Linked DNA regions of Mus musculus: region 2 is linked to region 1. The links are chromatin loops, found by intact Hi-C in ENCODE. Cell type or tissue: heart. All regions are shown on one strand. Links, peaks and the distances in the headings refer to the core of each region. The heading gives the core; the rest is flanking DNA.

Region 1 (10,423 bases), core at 1,456-9,455:
CCATTGCTCTCTTCAGACACACCAGAAGAGGGCATCAGATCCCATTACAGATGGTTGTGAGCCACCACGTGGTTGCTGGGAACTGAACTCAGGACCTCTGGAAGAGCAGTCAGTGCTCTTAACCGCTGAGCCATCTCTTCAGCCCGACTTTTCCAAGTTTTACACATTCTGATTTGTTAGTGTTTTCCTCATGGTGTCTATGGCCAAGGACTTTGGAGTGGCCTGGATTCTCTTTTCTCTCCACCCCCATCTAATTCCTCAGTAGAGCCTCTCAGCTTTTCTTAAGATATAGTAAGAATCTGGCTGTGGGGCTGGAGAGATGGCACAGTGGTTAAGAACACGGGCTGCTCTTCCAGAAGACCCAGGTTCAATTCCCAGCACCCCACAGAGCTCATAAATGTCCCACAGGGTGTGATGCTCTCTTCCAGCCGCCTCAGGCAACAGGAATGTATGAGATACAGATAACACACACACACACACACACACACACACACACACACACACACACACACTTAAATTCAGTGTTTTAGAAAAGAACCTGACCACTTCTTAGCAGTCTCTCTTCCACCCCATCCCAGCAGCCCGAGTGCCCTTTAAATCCGGGTCCAGCCAAATCTGTCCTCTACTCAGAACCCACCAGATCCAGAGGTGTGGTCACAGCCTGTGAGCCCCATGGCCTCCTCCTCCTCCTCTTCCTTTACTTCCTTTCTCTTCCCACTGGGTACCCGGGTACCCGCTCTTTCTCAAGAACATGGTTGGGGGGGTTGCTGCTGTCTGGGGTGCCCTTCTCCTCAAAGGAGCTTCATATAGCCCTCTGACCCGCCCTCATGCAGAGGTCTTCTCTAGCCCTGGGTCCCTGGGTCATCCTTCTTAGTTTCCCTCAGCCTCTGTTCTCTTTTTCCTCTTCAGTTTTTCTCTGACACACCCTTTTTTCTTTTTGTCTTCCTAAACTGAGATGTGACTTGAATGGAAAAACTAAAGCGCCCTCTTTGATCGCTGCTGAAGAGCCTCCAGCACACACAGCAATGTCCAACACACAGAAGCCCCTGGCCCATGTGTGAAGGAATACGCAAGTGCCGACCCTGGGTTTTTTTGATATGGACCCAGCTTGCCATTGAAATCTCTGTGACTTTTCTGTGGGTCCGCTACAGAGTGGGTGATTTGAGTGTCTGTTTTCCATACTGTTCCTTTCTGGGGCCCAGATAGAGTCCGCCCAGGCATTACCACGCCAGCTGTAAATCAGCACTGCTCAGACTGTGCCTTGTCACATGACCAAAGGGCCTCAGGGAGCTCTTCAGCAGCTTCTTAATGGGTGTCATCTTGGAAAACAACCTGCGGCTTGTGACTTCAGTTTTGCTTGGGAAAGCGTCTCCCCACTTCTCAAGAAACGTCTTAATGACGCCTGGCACGCTGACATCCACAGGCTCATTTCACCACGCTGTAAAATGGAGCCCTAAAAATAGGCAGGGTGGCAGGTGAAGGCGATTTATTACGGAGCTTCCTCTTCACTTTACCTACAGCCCAGAGCACAGAGCATTCATGAGGAAGTGACTTCCAGTCCTCAGGTGCTGGAAGGAGGAAGACTGGCATGTGTGGGGCTTTATCTTTCCTTCTGCTTGGGGGATACTTACTCCTTGGGCACCTGCCCTCCCCCCTTGGGCACCTGCCCTCCCCCCTTGGGCACCTGTCCTCCTCCCTTGGGCACCTGCCCTCCCCCACTTGGGCACCTGCCCTCCCCAACTTGGGCACCTGCCCTCCCCTCTTGGACATCTGCCTTCCCCCGACCTCTGACCCTCATCTTTTCTCTGAATTTTACTTTTTTTTTTTTTTTTTTTGCATGTGTGAGGGATATAATTGAGAATAGCTAAGTTGCTTGTATAACTTTCTTTCAGTGACATCATCACCACTGTGGAGATTTTCACCAGTGTCTGCTTATGGCTGTCAAGTGAGACGCTGTGACCTGATTAATGTATTTCCGGCATAAGGACGGGCGTTTTGTAAATTAGTGGCGATATGTTTGGAACAGTTTTAGGTCTGTAGCAAAATCAAGCTGGAAGGATGCAGATTTTTCCATATCCCCCACTGCCCTGGTTAATCCCTACAGAGGATGAACCTACAGCCACATTTATTTATCACCAGTATCCGCAGTTGGCGGTGTTCATTCTGTGAGCTTGACAAATGCATAGTGCTGCGTATCCACCATTATAGCACCACCCAAGGAACTCCAGTGTTCTAAGGTGAATTTAGTCTTAAGAATACCGTTATTTTTATGTGTAGGAGTGTTTTGTCTGTCTGTGTGTCTGTGCACCACGTGCGTGTGGTGCCCATTGAGGCCAGAAGAGGGAGATAGAGCCTCTGGGACTGGGGTGGCGAATGGTTGTAAGCCACCATTTAGGTCCTGGGTATCAAACAAGGGTCCTCTGTGGGAGGAGGGGTCATGTGAGGCGGGGACTCAGGGGAGGCTGTGAACAGGATGTAAAGAGAATAAATAAACTAATGGAAAAATTAATTATTTAATAGATTCAAGATAAATGCTCATTTCAATTAAAATAAAAAGATTTAAAAAGGTGTGTGTGGGTCCTCTGGAAGAGCAGCCAGCACTCTTAGGCACTGAGCTAGGGCCCAAAACACTGCAAAACAAAGCACATGTGATTGTTCTTTCTTCAATATGTTTTAACACTACATATAAGCTAATGTTGATTTTCTCTACCATGTGCAGTCTTGGAAGTTAATTAGTTTAAAACTTTCTTGTGTCTTTCCATTGCATCCCCGGTAACCCTGAAGCAGTAGTGCTAACGATGACTCTAGTACTAATGACAAAGGGGCGTTAGGAGCAGGCACGCTCTGGGCCATGTCACCAGCTCACAGAAACCCAGAAAAGCAGCGCATGGGTACCGTGTTGTTATGACCACCTTCACTGGGCTGTTGGTCATACACCATTAACCTTTTAAGATCCTTTTTAAGTTTTAAATTAACCTTTTTTTTTGAGATTATAATTAAGTAATTTCTCCTTTCCTCCCCTCCAAACCCTCGGTTTACCCCCACGGCTTCTTTAATTTTTGCGATTATATGCACACAGCCTGCTCAGCTCCTGTGTTTCTTGTGTGTATGTAACTTCAGGGCTGACCATCAGGTCCTAAAACACCATACACTCTGGACCCAGGGTCCAGAGGACCTGAGCTCCATCTACCCCAAAACCTCCCCTGAGGACTAGCTTTTGTGGTACCAGAAGGCACCACGCAAGCTTCCAAAGGAGTTTGTTTCCCTTTCTGAAGGTGGCAGACAGCACGTTGCTCAGTTCTTATGATCATGCTCAGCCCTGACTGAGTTTTGCTTTGACTGCAGGCCCCCCTGCCTTCCCAGGTCTACATAATACAAGTTCCGTTAATTTATACCCCGTATGTATGTGCCAGATTCTTCACAGACTCTACTGTACTAAGATAACTTTGCAGCGCCTGCCGACATTTTACCATGTGTGGGAGGAGCGAGTGCATGCGCATCACCCTCTCCCAAGGGTCTGTTGACAGTTATGGTTCCGGGAGGGTATCGTTTCCTTTACGGTTGTAGCCTCTGAGAACTCACTCATGATTCAGTAAAAAAATCTCTACCCATGCTCATACAAGCAGCAACCCTAATTAAATTCAGTGGGACACACACACACCACAAAACACACACACACACTCGTACTCCCCCACCACACCTAACATATACCACACATACACCCCACACACATACCACATACTACACACATACACTCTCTGTCTCTGTCTGTCTCACACACACACACATGCAGAATGGGGGCTTGCTGGGAAAAAGGAGGTATGTGGAAGGAAAGGGGGGTGAGAGAGTTCATAGGTGGACGAGGTTAAAAATGACCAAATTCATCACAAACATGTACGGGGGGAGGGGGGAGAAAAAGAAAGGAAGAAGAGGAGGAAGAAGAAGAGGAAAAGGAAGTAGTAAATTAAATAAGGGAAGGAAGAAAGAGAGGAAAAGGAGAAGGAAAAGGAGGAAGAGAAGAAGCAGCAGCCGTAGAAGAAGAAGAAGAGGAAGGAGAAAGGAGGAAGAAGAAAGAAGATGACTACGACCAAAAACAAAAACAAAAACAAAAACAAAAAACCCAAAAACTATAAAGACAAAACTGCTGTGGAAAAGGAGATTCGAGTTTCCACTTCTAGACCAAAGTTACACAGTGGGAGATGAAACCAGGTCTACTGACTTCTTATCAACAACCCGGGAAAACAGACCAACGAATTTCATTTGCTGCTGTCTCTGGGTCAGTGGTCAAACCCTGGGGCTAGGGCTTCAGATGAGTGATAGTTCCCGAATCACTGTCCAGCCTAACGCGGAAAGACCTGCTCTAACAGGCTGCAGCTGCTCCGGGTGAAGCTGCCAAGGGCTGGAAACTGTAAGCAAAAAGCCCTCGTGGAGGAATTGTCTCTTCCTGGTTGAAGAGGGAGCTGCAGCTGCCTGCAGAGGCCTCGCCTTTAAAACCTGAGCGTCTTCAAGCGCGAGGGCTCACCGCCTTGTGGATCTGTTCCGTTTCTGAGGAATCCTAACACACTAAATCACTTTAGGATTGCGAGTGGAGAGAAAGGGGTTGGGCCTCAAACTGCTCGCTGTCCTATGGAACTGTTGGCTTCTGAGACCAGAACTGCCACTCAAAACTGCCCAGCGATGCCCCTGCAGCCTTGGGTGTGCTGGGTCACATTGTCTCGCCAGCAGGCTGGCACCTCCAGACTCACAGAGGGTACATTCTTTCTTTGTAGCCAAAGCAGATATTTTTGCTTCGTGTGAATCATCTGAGGAGTGAGAATAGCAGGCAAAGAAGGCGGGATCATCATTATCACCGAGAAGGATTTGTCAAGCACCCACCGAAGTATACCACATTTCCCTAGGCAGCACCTGCAGCCTTGCCTGTGCGTGGCTGCACCCTTCCTGGGGAACATGACTTCTCAGACCCTGATGGTGTGCCTAGCATGTGTGTGTGGTTCCAGCATGAGGCCTAGTCTGCCCCAAAGAAGTTTAAATTCTGTGGGTAGGACTACTCGTGCGGACCACCAAGCAGGCTGGACTGTGATAAATGTTCCCGCTGACAACGCAGCAGTCCCCAAGTAAACTCGGGCTATCACCGCCTGTCTGTCCCAGCAGGCTAACCTCTCTGATTCCATGCAATTCCAGAAATCTTTCTAGTCAACAATACCATGAATTTGCCAGGTCTAAACAGGTCAGCGGCCCTAAAGTGTTGGGTCAGAAATCTCTTTCAGATGCTGATAAAAGTTTTAGATTTATACCTCAGAATTCCTCTGGACTGTGTACCTATGTGATTTCACAGTGTCAATCCCTTGGTTTTTAAGAACATGCTGAAAACCAACTATCAATTTGTAATACTGTTTTCAGAGCTTATTTCCTGAAGGGTTAAAAAATATTTTTATCAATTCTATGAGAATTTCCTATAATATATTCTGATAATCACTCCTTCCCATACTCCTCCCAGATCCACCCCCTTTTCATACCCACACAACTTGATGTTGTCTCTCCCTCCCCTCACCCTTTGTCTCTCTCTTAGGTGGCCCTACCAGATGCCACACCCTTAAAGAAAACTGATTCTCCTCTCCCAGCGACAGCTTCTCAGCCTGAGGTGGAGCGAATTGCCTACCTCCCGCATCTGCTACATTTTGTCCATATAAATACATTGTTGCAATCCCTCTTCCTATGTGCAACTGCCCTGTTTGTCCAGCATCATTGCTGTCTCTGGCTCGTACACTCTTTCCTTTCCTCCTCCCTGAGGGTCCCTGAGCCTTAGAATAAGTGGGTTGGGATACCTGCAACCCTAAGGTAGCTGCTGTGACACAGACTTCCCATTTAAAGCTGAGCACTCCAGTCTTTCATTCCTTGGTGACCAATTGTGGGTTTTGTTAATCGTCATCTACTGCAAGAAGCAGCTTCTCTGAGGAGGGTTGAGAGAGGCGCTGGACTATGTTATCCAGCACCCACGTGAGCGCTCACAACTGTCTGTAACTCCAGTTCCAGGGCATCTGACGCCCTCTTCTGGTCTCCTTGGGCACTGCATGTACATGCCATCCATACATTCATGAAGGCAAAACACAATCGTACAAAAGAATATTACATTTCTCAGTTATTTCTGTATTAAGAACCCCTTTCTTTAGAAATATCCCGGTGTCCATCAGTTGATTAATAAGCACTAAGGCATGGTGTTGATGCGGCCATAGAAACGAATGAAGCCCTGTTGTTTGTGGAGGTTCAGATAAGCTTGGAGGACACGAGGTTAACTAGCCAGGCTCAGTGAGATGAGCTTTGCACAAGCTCTCTTGAGAGGTGGGAGCTAGAAAGCTGATCTCATAAAACGTGAAAGCAGAATTCTGGCCACTAGAGGTGCAGCAGAGATGAGAGAGACAAAAAGGGGCAGATAGCAGGTACCTAAAATCCAGCTAGATAGGAGGTAGGTTGTGATATTCTAGAGTGTATTAAGACGGCTACCTTTAACTAGAATTCACTGTGTATTTCAAAGCAACCACGAGAGCTTGATGTTTTCCAACTCAAAGAGATGATAAATAGTTGAAGTGTTAGAAAAACTGCTCAGACTTAATTGTTACAGTGTATACACACATAGAGATTTCACACTGTATCCTATACCTAGTGATCAGATGCCAATTTAAAGACTCATTTACTCCATGACCATTGTAGCCACACATTGTTTAGATCCAAGCTCTCTAAGAACAGAAAAGTCACCCAAAAAACAATGACCATGTTTTTCTTCTTGAGAAAATGAAAACAAAACAAAACAAAACAAAAACAAAAACAAAAAACCCAGTTGCATAAAAGTAGACTTTAAAAAGTTTTTAATATGGGCTGGAGTGATGGCTCAGCTGTTAAGAGCACTGACTGTTCTTCCAAAGGTCCTGAGTTCAATTCCCAGGAACCACACAGTGGCTCACAACCATCTGTAACAGGATCTGATGCCCTCTCTGGTGTGTCTGAAGACAGTGACTAGACAGTGTACTCATGCATAAAATAAATAAATCTTAAAAAAAGATTCTTAATATAAAGCAAGGCAGATAAACCTGTCCTGTTAAGCATGCTATCTTGCTTGGCCTTGTATTGAGGGGTTCAGAATCTACAGAGCTGGGTGCAGGGGAGGGGACAGTCTTAACTCTTCTACTCTTGTAAAACTAATTTAACGGCACAGCGCTGGGGTGGCGCATGCACGTGTGTGTGTGTGTGTGTGTGTGTGTGTGTGTGTGTGTGTGTGTGTGTAGGAGGCTGAGGACTTTGGCCGTGCCAGGTTTCCGGAGACGGGCGGCAGGATTGACAGCCACAGCTTGGTCCCTGTGCTAGGACGGAATCTGCTGTGTGTGCAGCCTCCTTCCTGCCCCACCCCACCCCCCATCCTGGCAGGTGCAGACAGACAGACACCCTGTTTTAAGGACAGATGTGTGTTGGCTGCCCTATCTGCTCCCTCTCTGCCCTTACCCCTGCCCCCATGAATCCTCCCCCTCTCCCCAGGGGCCTCTTGATGGAATGTCCTGTCCCAGGAGGCATTGCATCACTGCCATCCCGCCTCATGCTCTCCATGGCTGCTTCTGCTCTGACCAAGAAAGGGCTGAGGTTTGGGTTTCAGAACTGCTGTGAGGGAATCTGTGTTATGTGGCCTGTCTCAGGGCTAAAAATGCCACTTAACCCCATTGTACGTTCTCTCAGTTAAAGCACTAAGACTCCCCGTCCTCCCCTGCCTTGGCCAGCATGGAGCAGGGTCCTCTCCTCACCCTCTGTTACTCAGGGGAAGACTAAGATGGAGCAGGCAGATGGAGGCAGGACCACCGAGTACCCAGGTGAGTGTGAATGATGCTGCAGTCTGGGACCTAAGTCCTTTTCTCCTACCTGCTGGGTGCGAATAATGGCCAAGGGATGGCCTCTGCCACCACTCATAATCCTTGTCTGTGAGGTTTACATGAGGATCAAATGATATGAGGAGGGACTACAAAGTCAGGGGTCCCAAGATCACCTTCCCACCCAAACTGAGAGGTAAGAGTTCACAGAGCCTCACTCTGTAACTCACCAGTTAGACTTTCAGACCCTATCGGAGGAAACTGTTGTCTTCGAAACTGCAATCCGTCACAGTGAAAGGGAACAGCTTCAGCAGAGGCAAGGGACAGGATGCCAGGCCAAATTCTGGACAGTTCTGTGCATAAAGCTTGCAGCTGGCCTTTGTCGTGAACCCACATCAAGTGCTGATGTCTGGCTACTATGAGCGACCACATATATAGGGTGTTCCTGGCTCACATGGTTGGCGTCCCTGGCTCACATGGTTGGCGTCCCTGAGACTGAGTTTACTCTCCAGCCTCTCCCAGGTTCAAGGTGGCACTGTGTAGCTCATGGCTGTCCCGTAAAGCACAGCAGAATTCCTGCTGTGTCCCAGTGTGGGGCAATGCATAGGCTTAAAGATCACCTTTCAGAGCTAAAGAGGGCAAAGGCCAGGCCTGTCTTTGGGTGACATTAATTCTTTCCTGGATAGGGAGGGTGTCTCAGCCTAGGCCTGGTAGACTTCAGAGGACTTCTGAGCATGCTCAGTTTTATACTCTTGGGTCAAGGAGAGCTTTCCTTCTTTCTTCTCTTAAACTGTGTTATGAGCGTGTCAGTCTCTTGCCTATTTGAACCCGACAGCAGGATGTGCACCGCTTTAAACCTGTCGGGTTCACGTGTGCTTGTGAACCATGAGGAGGGCAGATGGGTGTCACCTTCCAAATTTACAGGTTACCCTGCAGGACACTTTCTAAGTCACCAAGTCTCAGGGCTGACTCTAGGGATAAGAGTGTGTTCCTGGATGTCTTTCTGTCAGCTGCAGGCCCGAGTGTCACTCTGTTGATGTGTCCAGCCATCTTTGAAATAGCTGGGCATGGTCTCTGGTGAGATCTGGTTCACCACCACATCCAGGCTGTGTGACTTGGGGCAGATTTCCCCTCTCCATTCACCTGTCAGTAGGATGACTATCAGAATGAAGTATACAAAGTACAGGCTCATAGCACCATGAGATGAGGGGTCTTACCCTACCAATGACACCCGTTCCCTAGGGTGATGCTACAACTCACCTCCACTAACTTCCCCAAGCACTTTATTATGTATTTAGGAAGACCAGAAAGAGGAGGAATCTTGAATATAGAGAGAATATTTGTGATATCACAAAAGTTTTTAAAGTAGCTGTCAGGTAATTAATTGTCTATACAGTTTACCCAGCTATCTGGGTTACTCTCCAAGACCCTTCCTGCAAGGACTCGCTCTCTCTAACTTCAGTTCCTGGCACTGGGTTTTTTTTTTTTCCCGGCCATTTCTGCCTCTCCTCTGCTCCCATCAAGTCCTAAAGACTCCTGCAGGACAGGGGGACAGACATCTGGGAATAGAGCAAAGATAAGTAGGAAGTAGAATGCATCTAGGAAGTGGGGTCCAGCCTGCAAAACTCACGAACTTCCCCTCATGACTCACTTAAAACAGCGCCATCTACAGGCTCCAAATATTTCTACACACAAGCCTGTGGGGGACATTTCACACTCAGGCCACTACAAAAGACAGCTAGGCTGCATGGAGTTGCTAACACATGAAGTCTAACCTTGCAGGTTACTTAAGGGTGGGCATTCTGAGGCAAAGTAGACACTTTCTTGACCTGAAAAGATGAAGCCAATCAAAAATGAGAAGTCTTTCTTCAGAGTTTAGAAGTCAGAGGATCTCACTGTAAACTATTGACCGTGGTGGACGTCAGAAACCTCAACAGCAACAAGACCAATTTCCCATAGGTGGGCCCAGGGAATTCAGAACATTCCCAGACAGCAGGCTGGGGTCTGCACGCAGTCATGAGATGCAGTTACTAACGTATCAGAAACACGCACAGAAACATGTCTTTAGTCTTAATAATATTTTCTTTATTAAAATTAAGTCTTTTCTCTGTTTGAGACAAGGCTCACTGGGTATCCCTGTTAGCCTTGAAGTCACTGTTTGGAGTAACCTCAAACTCACAGAGATCTACGTGATGAGATCAAAGGTGCGGCTGACCATGCACAGCTAAAAACCAATTTTGTAGGGCAAATTCCTGTTGGGAAGTCCAGTCCTGTCAAGACTCTGCCCCCTTCCTGTCTTACGTCCCTCTTAAGCTCTTCACTCCCTTATAAGTACAGCAAGATGGGGCACTGCAGGGTGCGGAAAGTGACACCTGTCACTGTGGATGCAACCATGTTTTCAGAAAATGGGTTTTACACAAAGAGAAAGATCTTCTTGGGACCTCTTTCCATCCTTGGAGAGCAGAGCATTTGGCGTGAGTGGCCCGTCTTCTCCTCGCTGCCTGTGAAATGTGTGCTGAGGAAGGTTATGAGGAGAAGCAGAGCGCAGAGCCGGGTGGTGGCCAGCAGGATGG
Region 2 (10,423 bases), core at 1,223-9,222, 81 kb before region 1:
TCCCTTACACATTGAATATAAAAGAGCAGTCTTTTGAGTCATGGTCCCACATAGCCTGGGCTGGTCTTGAACTTGATATGCAGCTGAATCTGGCTTTGAACTCTAGCTTTTCTTGTCTCCACATCCTGAGTTCTTGGATTACAAAAATGCACTCTCACACCTGAGTAACCCTTGGAAATAAAGAACTTTAGGTTGCTTACAATAAAATACTCTGCCATGGCTTGAACATTTAACAATAGATATAACTAGGCAGGAATAAAAGCCAACAAACTAACTGTAAGCCTGAATTCGTTTGCTTTGCTTTCTTCCTGGCGGCCATGATTGAGGCTGGTTGTCAGCTTGTCAGGATCCCCAGTCACCTAGGAGAGACGCCTGTGGGCAGGTCTCTCCGGGCGTCGAAGTTGGCTTGGTTGAGGTGGAAAGACTGCCCTCCTCAAAGTGGGGATCTATGTAGCCACACAGAAGTCTGGGTTTGATTGAAAGATGGTAGGTCCAAAACATAAGGCAGAGAATGAGAGGGACGGCACCAGATATCAGCCTCAGGCCTCCGTACACACAAACACACAGACACATCCAACACATAAACACAGGCACACAGGTGGCACGGGCAAGCACATGCACACACAAAGAAGTGTGTAATAGGCAAGTTTGGTGGCACCAGTGGCCCCCAGCTGGGAGCTCTAGGGCCCCAGTGGCCCCAGAGCTGTGGGATCCTGTCTGCTCTCAGGAGAGGTGTTGCTTTCTGCCTTGGCAGGTTGTCTGCCCAGCTGCGGGTCTCTCGTCCCTCTGGACTGGGGTGGCAGCTGGCGGCAGCATGGTGATTTGCTGGGCTCTGCCCTCCCCCCTCGGTATCAGCTCTTTCTGTAATAAAACGTCTGCTTTGATCTGCTGGGATGCCAAGTGTTTCACTCGCCGCCACTGAAGTCATGAAAATCTCTCTGAGGAAAGCTTTAAGACACCCTCAAAGGATGTAAAATAAACCAGAAGAACAAATGACACCCTTTGCTTTGGATGGGACAGCTCAACACCATAAAAGTTAATTTCCCCAAGATGGTATTTGATTTATTATAGATTTTATTTAGTGGGATCCTAAGAAAAGTGACACTTTTTTTTTCTAGAGAAGTTGTTTCTGGACCTGATATGAAAAAAAATAAATGTATACATATATACATACATACATATACATGCATAGGCACATATACATATATTTCCTAAAAAAGCTTGGTGAAGAGAGGATTTTTCAGACAATAATCATGCTATAAGAGTTTATAATTAAAACTGGTAAATGAGGAGTTTATTAAAATAAACTGGAATGTCCAGAATTAGACTTAAGTGCACATGGAAATTAGTAAGCAGGACATCTGAAATGTCGAAAGAAAAGCTGATCCCGTCGAAAGTGCCATGGGGACAACTGGACAGCCATTTGTAGAAGGATAAAACTGGGTCCATGCCTCATACTGCATGCTGGAATATCTGCAGACAGACAGGCATCTCATGAAAATAAAGTCACTGGCACTCAAAGGGGGTATGAGAATTATATATATATGTGTGTGTCTGTGTGTGTGTGTATAGTTTTAATGTGGGGAACTTTATCTCTGTTAAGACTCAAATTCAACAATATTGAAAAACTGGTAAATTTCACTACATAAAAGTAAATGAAAATGGATGTATAAGACACAAACCAGCACAGTCAAAAGAAGATCAAGACATTAATATCAGGTGTAAAGTCCTGCCCTCCCTAATATACAAGGAACTCTTAAAATTGGGGGTGGAGGGGTCTAAAATGGTTTTAAAGGGGCAAAAGAAGAGTTTACTGGGAAAAGACACATGATTCTTTTAAACCTTTTAGTGAAAAGAGAAATATGTGTACATTGGCAAGAGTGAGAAAAAGAGGAATGGGGGTTAGGCTTTTCTTTAGTGTTGGCTCTTTAAATTTTAGATCGGGTCTTACCATACATGGCCAGGTTCTCTTTGACTTTGGAGTCCTCTTGCCTTAGCCTCCTGAATGCTGAAATGAACTGGGGGCTGGAGAGATGGCTCAGCGGTTAAGAGCACTGGCTGCTCTTCCGGAGGACTCAGGTTCAATTCCCAGCATTCAAATAGCAGCTCACAGCTGTAACTCCAGTCCCAGCGGATCTGGATGCCCTCACACCAATACACATAAAATAAAATTAAGTAAATTATTTTAAAGAAAAAGAAAAAATGAACATAGATTGCTATAATTAAAAAACCATTCATAATGAATATTAAATGATAACTAAAAAAAATGAATATTAAAATGATTATTGGTGGATATCCTACTTAAGTGGTCCCAGGAGGCAGGAGGACAAGTTTAAGACCAGCTAGGGCCACTTAAGTGAGACACTGTCTCAAAATTTAAAAATGTTGGTGACATAGATGAGTGGTAGAGCGCTTGCTTGAGAGGTAGAGGCGGGGGATCTGGACGGGGAGAGGTTCAAGACTGTTCTCGGCTGTGTAGCAAGTTCTGGAAAGCTTAGCCTTCGTGAGACCCTGTTTCAAACGAGAAATAAAGCTCTGAGTACTCAGGGTATAAGACATTCTTTTTTCTTTTGTTTTGTTTTTCGAGACAGGGTTTCTCTGTATGGCCCTGGCTGTCCTGGAATTCACTCTTTAAACCAGGCTGGCCTCGAACTCAGAAATCTGCCTGCCTCTGCCTCCCAAGTTCTGGGATTAAAGGCGTGTGCCACCACCGCCTGGTGGGTATAGAAGATTCTTGCTTCAGTAATGATCTTCATAGCTCATGCTTGGGAGCTTGAGTCTTGACAGCTGATGCTGGGTACGTTGTAGGTACATCACGTTATTATGAAAGCCAGCCTTCTCAGAATGCGTTTGTGGGCAGTAGGCCCCCAGGAGTGGGAAGGTGGGGGGGAATGTGTCCAAGGCTACAGACGAATAGGAAAGATTGAGACATGAGGAAGGACTGTGGTTTCACTACTGGGCTAGACCATGTGAGAGTTAGTGTACCTCTTCTTTCTCTTATTTTTTAAAGAAGTGCTCACTGAAGGGTAAAAATACATGCAGACACATGGCGTGTGTGTGTGTGTGTGTGTGTGTGTGTGTGTGTATGCACAGCCGGATTGACCTCCCCAAAGTAAGTGTATCCACAGAACCACCCCACCTGGTTCAAGAGGCAGAACATTCCAGAAACCAGAGAACTCAGTCTGAGGACCACTCATGCATTGCACGCTCTCTCTCTCTCTCTCTCTCTCTCTCTCTCTCTCTCTCTCTCTCTCTCTCTCTCTCCCCTCTGCATCTGTGTCACAACCCCCCTGTCTTTAAGAAACCCATCGCGTTGGATTAGGCATTGCCTTCACACGCACCCCTATCTTGATTACACCTGCAAAGACTATTTCCCAAACCTAGCTTGGTGTAGCAGGGGGTCAGGTCTTCGTCATGGCTTTTGGGAGGACCCGGTTCAGTTCCTATTGACCCAGGCAACTTCAAACTCTCCAGGATGACCTTGAACTCATGATTCTCCTGCCTCTACCTCCCGAGTGCTGGCATTGCAGGCATGTGGTACCGAGGAACAAACCAGCGATCTGTGTCTGCTAGGCAAGCATTCTAGCAATGAAGCAATATTCCAGATCCTCTCCTGGGTTTTAGTTGAGTTTCATTTGAACTCACAGAGATAACACCTGCCTCTGTTCCCTGAGTGCTGGGGTCAAAGGCATGCGCCACCTGAAATAAAATTTCTCAAGGAAACAGCCCTGGAAGTAGGAGCTCCCTGCTCTGAGTTGTCCCCCACCCCGAAAGCAAAGGGGACCCCAGAGTTTCACCCTTTGCTCTCCTGCTGTGGCCTTGCTGGCTGCAGGATGATGTGCGAGCAAACAGAACATCATTACCACAGCCACGTGCACTGTGAGGTGATCCTGAGCCACAGCGCCGGAGGAAAGCCGAGAAGTACTGAGAGTCTGGGTAAGATGCTGTTGGTAGCTAGATAGCAAGGAGCAGAAGCAGGCCCCAAGCTCTGTGAATTCTTCAGTCCCTCTGACAGTGCCCCCATCACTCTTTTGCTTGTTTCTGTGATGACATCGTTTCACCCAGGACTTGTACATGCAGAGGGTGGTGACATACTGGCCCAGAGAAAGATTGCATGGCGATTACCAACCTTCTCTCAGGCGAAGCCAACCCACAGTGGCTTAGCAAGTCCTACCAGAAGCTGGACGGCATTGGCCTGTTTTTTCATTTAACTCTTATAGTAACCCCACTGTGTTCTTATCATTTTCCTGACATGGGGTCTCATGTGACCCATGTTTGCCTCAAACTCCCTGAGTAGCCAAGAATGACTTTGGATTCCTAATTCCCCTGCCTCTGCCTCCTGAAGGCTGGAGTTACAGCAACTGGCTCTGTTTCTGTCTTAGAAAGTGACATGGGGGTTTAAGAGAGGCAAAAGAACAGAACTAGGCAAAAGAACTGGCTAGACCAGGGTCCGCGCAGAGAGAGGAGGTTTCCTGTGCCTGTGGGAAGGCCCAGGGATGATCAAAGAGGCCAGACCAGGGAGCGGCACTCGCTCCAGGCCAGCTGCAATGGTGCCCACTCTGTGAGGTCAGCACGTCACAGGCTCTCACTGTCCCTGGCGAAACGCTGGCACGCACAGGCCTCCGGTGTAGCCTTCCATAATGGTCACCTGATCCCAGAGCTGGTGGGCACACAGCCTGAAGTGTTTATGCTCTGATGACCAACTGGCCTGACAGACAGACAGGCAGGCATGTGATAAGAGGAGACAGAGGAGGACGCTGGGGGAGGGGTGGGATAAAGGAATCCCCCCTCTCCAAGAAGCACTGATTGCTTGGCTGGGGCCTCTGAGTGACAGTGACATTCTCCAGGGATTAAGCATGTAGTGTAGAAGCCGGGTCTCCCCAGGGGGTGCAGAGCCCTATGGAACTTAAATCACGCAATTAGCCACCAGCTAGTATTTCTCCCACATGCATGTCATACCTACCTCGATTCTTATCCTCCCAGGAGAGACTCGGTAGTGACTGGTTTATAACACAAAGCCGAACAGGATCCCACCTAAGTTTTCTTCTAAAGAGTAAATGAGAGACCGTCTGCTGGCTTATCCAGGCTTGCCTCAGAACCCTGCTTTTGCAGGGAGCCAGGTCCAGGCCAGCCTGGACACAGCCACTCTAAGCCTCTGTGACTCTGGACTCAGCCTGCATTTGGGTTTGTTGCCAAGCCTTGAACCAGAGGCAGAAGAAAGCACTGGACCCCTATGGCTTGAGACAACGATGCTTTACAAAGAGGTGAAATGCTGATGTCACTAGTTTGGGGTAACTGCTTTTCTGTTCAGGGACATGGGGGGGACATGATGTGTGCCCACCCAAGACTTCAGAACCTAGATTTCTGGACTCCCAACCTACAGCCACTTTAACCACAGCAGAATACCTTCCACAGGCTTCTTAGAGGACAAAGGGTCTGGCTGGTAAATTCCCGGCCAATGAGATGGAGGTGAAGCTCTCTCCTGCAGCCAATGAGAGATGTTCTCTGGGTTGTTGGGCAGAAAAGAGCCTAACATGGGTCATGTCCTCACCTCAGCTAACTGTCTCCTTCACATTCAAATGCGCATCCAGTCCCATGAGTAACCACATTATTTTTAAACAGCATCTTTCAGCCAGTCTCTCCTGTGTGTTTCTTTGGGTTGCTTTCAGAGAGGTGATTCTTTGTGAACCCGGATGGAACTCTTGATCATTTACAAACATCTGCAGGAGGGCAGGGAGGAGAGACTGGAAAGCAGATACTGCCCACCTCAGGGAGCCCGGAAAAGAGAAACCAGGGAGTATGGAGAGAAGGCAAGCCAAGGATGAGGTGGCACAGACAGCAGAGAGGGTCAGGCCCTGAAGTCAGAGAGAGGCCAACTAAATCTCTAGCTCCCATTTTACCAGGGAACACTATGCAGAATAGATAAAAGCTCAACTCTGAGAAGATCAGAGAACTGCCTTCCCAGTTAGCCAAGTCGCTGGACTTTATCAAGCCTTGGGTGGTTGTTGTTTTAATCTGTAAAATGGGCACAAAAATGATTTGTGTTGGAAATACAGCTCAGTTGGTAGAGTGCTTGCCAATCTGGGTTTAAAACAACGGCAAAATCAGCCATTAGCTTGTAAGGTGGTTGTAAAAATTAAAGGAGGGTAAGCATTCAAGAAATGGTAGGTGCTGGAGAGATGGCTCAGTGGTTAAGAAGAGCACTGACTGCTCTTCCGAAGGTCCTGAGTTCAATTCCCAGCAACCACATGGTGGCTCACAACCATCTGTAATGAGATCTGACACCCTTTTCTGGTGTGTCTGAAGACAGCTACAGTGTACTTACATATAATAAATAAATAAATATTAAAAAAAAGAAATGGTAACAGTTGCTATTAATGTCCAGGTAAGTTAATACATTTGGGTCTAGATGTGTAAAATGTATTCTGAATAACAGGACTACTAGATTCAGATTGCAAGAACATGACTACTGGTAAATCTGTGCTTTCCTTCTATAACTGTCTTTAATGACTTTGCTAGTGTATTATACAGTCTCCAGTGTCTTTCCTTCTTTCCTGTTAATCCCTTTTTTGTTTTGCTTAAAAAAAAAAAATCCTTGGACTGGCAAAATGGATCAGCAGATTACGATATTTACAGCCACACCTGCTGCACTCAGGTCACCTGGGATCCACACAGTGGAAGAATACTGACTTCTCACAGTTGTCCTCTGGCTTCTACAGGTGCTCTGTGGCATCACCACCCCACCAATAAATAAAAATGTAATTAAAAAAAATAAGTAAGCCGGGCAGTGGTGGCGCACACCTTTACTCCCAGCACTTGGGAGGCAGAGGCAGGCAGATTTCTGAGTTCAAGGCCAGCCTGGTCTACAGGGTGAATTCCAGGACAGCCAGGGCTACACAGAGAAACCCTGTCTCAAAAAACAAAAACAAAAATAAATTTAAAAAAACCCATCTTATTAATGACTTTACTTTGTTAATGGCTGAACAGTGAAATCGTTAAATTTCACTGCTATTAAAAAAGCAATGTTGCAAAGTGAAAATTCAAGTTGTATACATTTCAGTAAATTTTATTCCAAATGTTTAAATAATATAAAAGACCACACAAGGAAAAGGTTCTTGCCTCGCCCCAATTTGTAGAGGTGCTCACCGCTGATAATTACTTGCTTGTATAATTTCCCCAGAGATGTTCTATTTAGGACATTTAGTCATGACATAATTCTCTTGAGAGACTAGCACTTTCTTTCAGGAAATCTCTCCTGAGCCGGCAGAGACCTCCCTGTAGAGAGCTGCGCAGTCAGGAGCAGGAACCTTCTTTCTACACACCGTTTCCCACTGCTCACTTGGCTGTGTCTAGCTTTTGCTATTATGAACAATACTAGTCAATTCCCTTGAAAGTACAGCTGTGATTGGGGATATATATATATATTCCTAGGAGAGAAACTGCCAAATCAGTTTTCTGTGTTGAAATCCAAAAATACATATTTTTAGTTAGTATACAACACAATGGGTTTGACTACAGCGTTTTCATACTTGTCTATCTTCACCCCTTGCCCATACTCACCTCCTCACTGCCCTTCCCTGTGCCTTCCGCTTCCTCCCCAACACCCTTGTTGCAATGTTAATAGACAATTCCAGCTCCCATGCAGAAACTGCAGCAGTCTGCGCTTCTCCTTGCAGCAGAGAAGGAGGTCTGTGTCTCCCAGCCTCACCGGCTCTGAGAGCACCGAACTTTACCATCTAGAGGTGTACACACCGGGAAGGGCGGCACACCTGAAGTGATCCCTTCGGCAGAGGAATGATCACATCAGCCTGAAAGGTAGGCGACCCTTTGAGTAGAGGACAGTGTTACAATGATACAGAACAGCGATACAGTGTTACAGAAGAGCGATGCAGTGTTACAGAAAAGGTGCTGAGCCCCAGCTCTGCAGTTCAGTATCCCAGCGACCTTGACCTTGGACACGTTCTTCAGGCTTCTCTGTCTGCATTAAATAAACAGGTATGAGAACACAGAGCCTGAAAGCCAGTAAATTCATTATTCAGCTTATGAAACAAGGCAGGGGCCCAGTGTCACTGCAAGTTTGAGAATGACTGACCCTGGAATAACAAAGTTGCTTGTTTCTTTAAATGGTCCCATTACAATTTAGATACCACCTACTAATCTAGGGCTCTCAGAAGGTGGGTGTGGCGGATTGAATCACAGTACAGGTGCCGGTTTTTATTCCCTGGAGGATGAAACCTCATCAGGCAGTGAGCTCTCAGCTCTACACCCATCATCCAGGCAGTGTCTTCACAGGGTGACAGATAGGATTTGAAAATGGACCGGCCTAGCAGTGGTCTTGCTCTGTCCCTCAGAAGCTGGGTGGCCTTGAGCAACATTCTCATAGCTGTCTGAGAGACTCAGTTTCCTTGGTTGTAAAATACAATCATTCCAGCTAGCTCAGGGGTTACTGTCTAAAGATAAGCAAGGCACGCCTCCCGAGAAATGTCCACGCACAACAAAAGCCTCGCTGCCTGATCCTTGTGGGTCAAGGAGGGACAGGATGCTCCTGCAGAGAGGAGCAAAGAGCTGTTGCCAGCCCTCCCCTTCGTCAGACTCCCCACTGTGAAATGAAGTGGGTGACTCAGCCTTTCTCACATTTGCTTAGAGAAGCACACCCTTAGGGGATGGGAGGGCAGTTTGGATCCTAGATAATTATCTGTGTGTGTATGTGTGTGTGTGTGTGTGTGTGTGTGTGTGTGTGTCTGTGTTGTGCCACTCCTAGATAAAAATCGAGGAAAAGTAACTGCATCCCCAACTGGTTAACGCATGTAATGTTTGACTTGGAAAATAGACATGGTTGCTCACTGCAGTCCCAGGCAACATTCTGGGGGATCCAAGTACCTTAAGGTTTCTGCCAGAGCACTACCCTCCACATTGCTAATGACAAATATTAAGTTATAGCCATGCAAATAGGATTTCTGGGGGAAAATGCCTGCGGACCATAGATTTTCTTTTATTATTTATTTTAAATTTCCAAAGCCCAGTGAATTCTCAGTCTCCCTTTGCTCTCTGTATTGTCCCAGGAGGAACACTCAAAACTCACCCCCACACCTCAGTCTTTTTCCACCCATTCCCATGGAGAGAACTCCATAGAATTTCATGTTACCAAGTCTTTAATGAGAGCACTAGTGTGCCTTCCACCCACTCAGTTTCCTCGGAGTTTTAAAAATACCTTGTTCAAGTTGGCTACTATTGAACTGTAGAATCCCACTTGTAAAAATCAGCCCTTCTGCCTGCAAGAAACACCCCCACCTCGAACTTGGAGCCAGGGCCTCATTATTCCTAATTCCGTCACATTTGCTAACCAACCCTCAGAGAGGATACCTTTCCATTGGTGCATTGCAGTCCAGACAGTAAACAGATCTGCCTCATGACTACAGAGCTCTCTCCAGACGCTTTAGACGGTTCTCTGGCAACATCTGGGAAGACTTCATTCATTGTCTTTTTTGGGGAGAGTCTCAATGTTAGTTTTAGGTGTTTTCCTCCAGGGTTAAGGGAGTGTGTATGTGTGCCTGGGTAAGATGGAGTATGTGGAAGCCACACTCGAGAAGTTAGTGACAGAAATTGATCACAGAAAACTGCCCGTGTCTTCAGACACCCTGTTCTGCTTCTGAGAGGGGCCAGCAAGTAAGCCATGTTTACTTGAGAGATTTTTGCTTTTTTTTTTTTTTTTCGAGACAGTCTTTCTCTGTGTCTCCCCGGGTGTCCTGGTGCTCTGTAGATTAGGCTGGTCTCCAACTCACAGAGATCCCCCTGCCTTTGCCTCTCTAGTGAAGAGCTGGGACTAAAGGCATGTGCCACCCGCCGCCACACGTTCTGTTTTGTTTGTTTGTTTGTTTGTTTGTTTGTCAGACTTGTGTGAATTGTGAATGATGTGTGTGATGTTTAATACAAATAATCGTAACTCTAATTGGCAATGAGAGAGAGAGAGAGAGAGAGAGAGAGAGAGAGAGAGAGAGAGAGAGAGAGAGAAGCTCTCTAAGGTAGGGTGGCAGAGTAGGCAGTTTCAAGGGGAAATTGACACAAGAGTCAGGAGGGACAAAAAGTATCTTTCAGAGAGTTCAAGCAGTTGTCAGGTTTTGAGACATCTTTAGAATTTTCTGGTGTGTGAAGCAGGCAGGCAGGACTTCAGGCTGTGGGATCAGCTCGCTGCCCTCTGGCTTATAACGCACGAGAGAGGAATTTGGCCGCGGGCGTCCGTGTCTGGAACACCACGGAACAGCACAGTCCGAGAGAGCACGAGGCGGCCACTCCCCGGCCGGTGCTCAGGTGCAGGAGGGTCTGCGGGAGCAGGTGTCCCCTGTCGCCGTCTCCAGCTGCTCCGCCCTCAGAGCCTCACAAGTGCGTCGCACAGCTGCCACCCCGGTGCACACGGGTGTCCGGC

Evidence for each region. Peaks named below come from ENCODE experiments on the same cell type or tissue, not always from the same donor. Only the 100,000 strongest peaks of a DNase experiment are listed, where the experiment ranks them.
Region 2: a loop joins it to region 1, with 1.9 times the contacts of the local background. A loop is called at or near these places in 2 of 42 quality-filtered maps.

What each region holds. Positions count from the first base shown.
Region 1 is chr19:53,747,192-53,757,614 of GRCm38, forward strand. The region is part of intron 1 of Rbm20 (RNA binding motif protein 20); the gene reads left to right. It overlaps Gm30943 (a long non-coding RNA gene), which reads left to right and starts at 7,053. Exons shown (of 2, transcript XR_386793.2): 1 at 7,053-7,853. In heart, for the core only: CTCF peaks have their summits at 2,323 (motif pointing right) and 6,051 (motif pointing left); DNase peaks (open chromatin) are centred at 4,720 and 7,480; H3K4me3 peaks cover 715 bases; H3K27ac peaks cover 2,560 bases.
Region 2 is chr19:53,666,128-53,676,550 of GRCm38, forward strand. Gm46653 (a long non-coding RNA gene) reads right to left here and starts at 9,644. Exons shown (of 2, transcript XR_001782674.2): 1 at 9,364-9,644; 2 at 7,051-7,978. It also overlaps a transcript of Rbm20 not described here. In heart, for the core only: no CTCF peak of the experiment used is centred there; DNase peaks (open chromatin) are centred at 4,644 and 5,524; H3K4me3 peaks cover 3,185 bases; H3K27ac peaks cover 5,189 bases; H3K27me3 peaks cover 1,131 bases.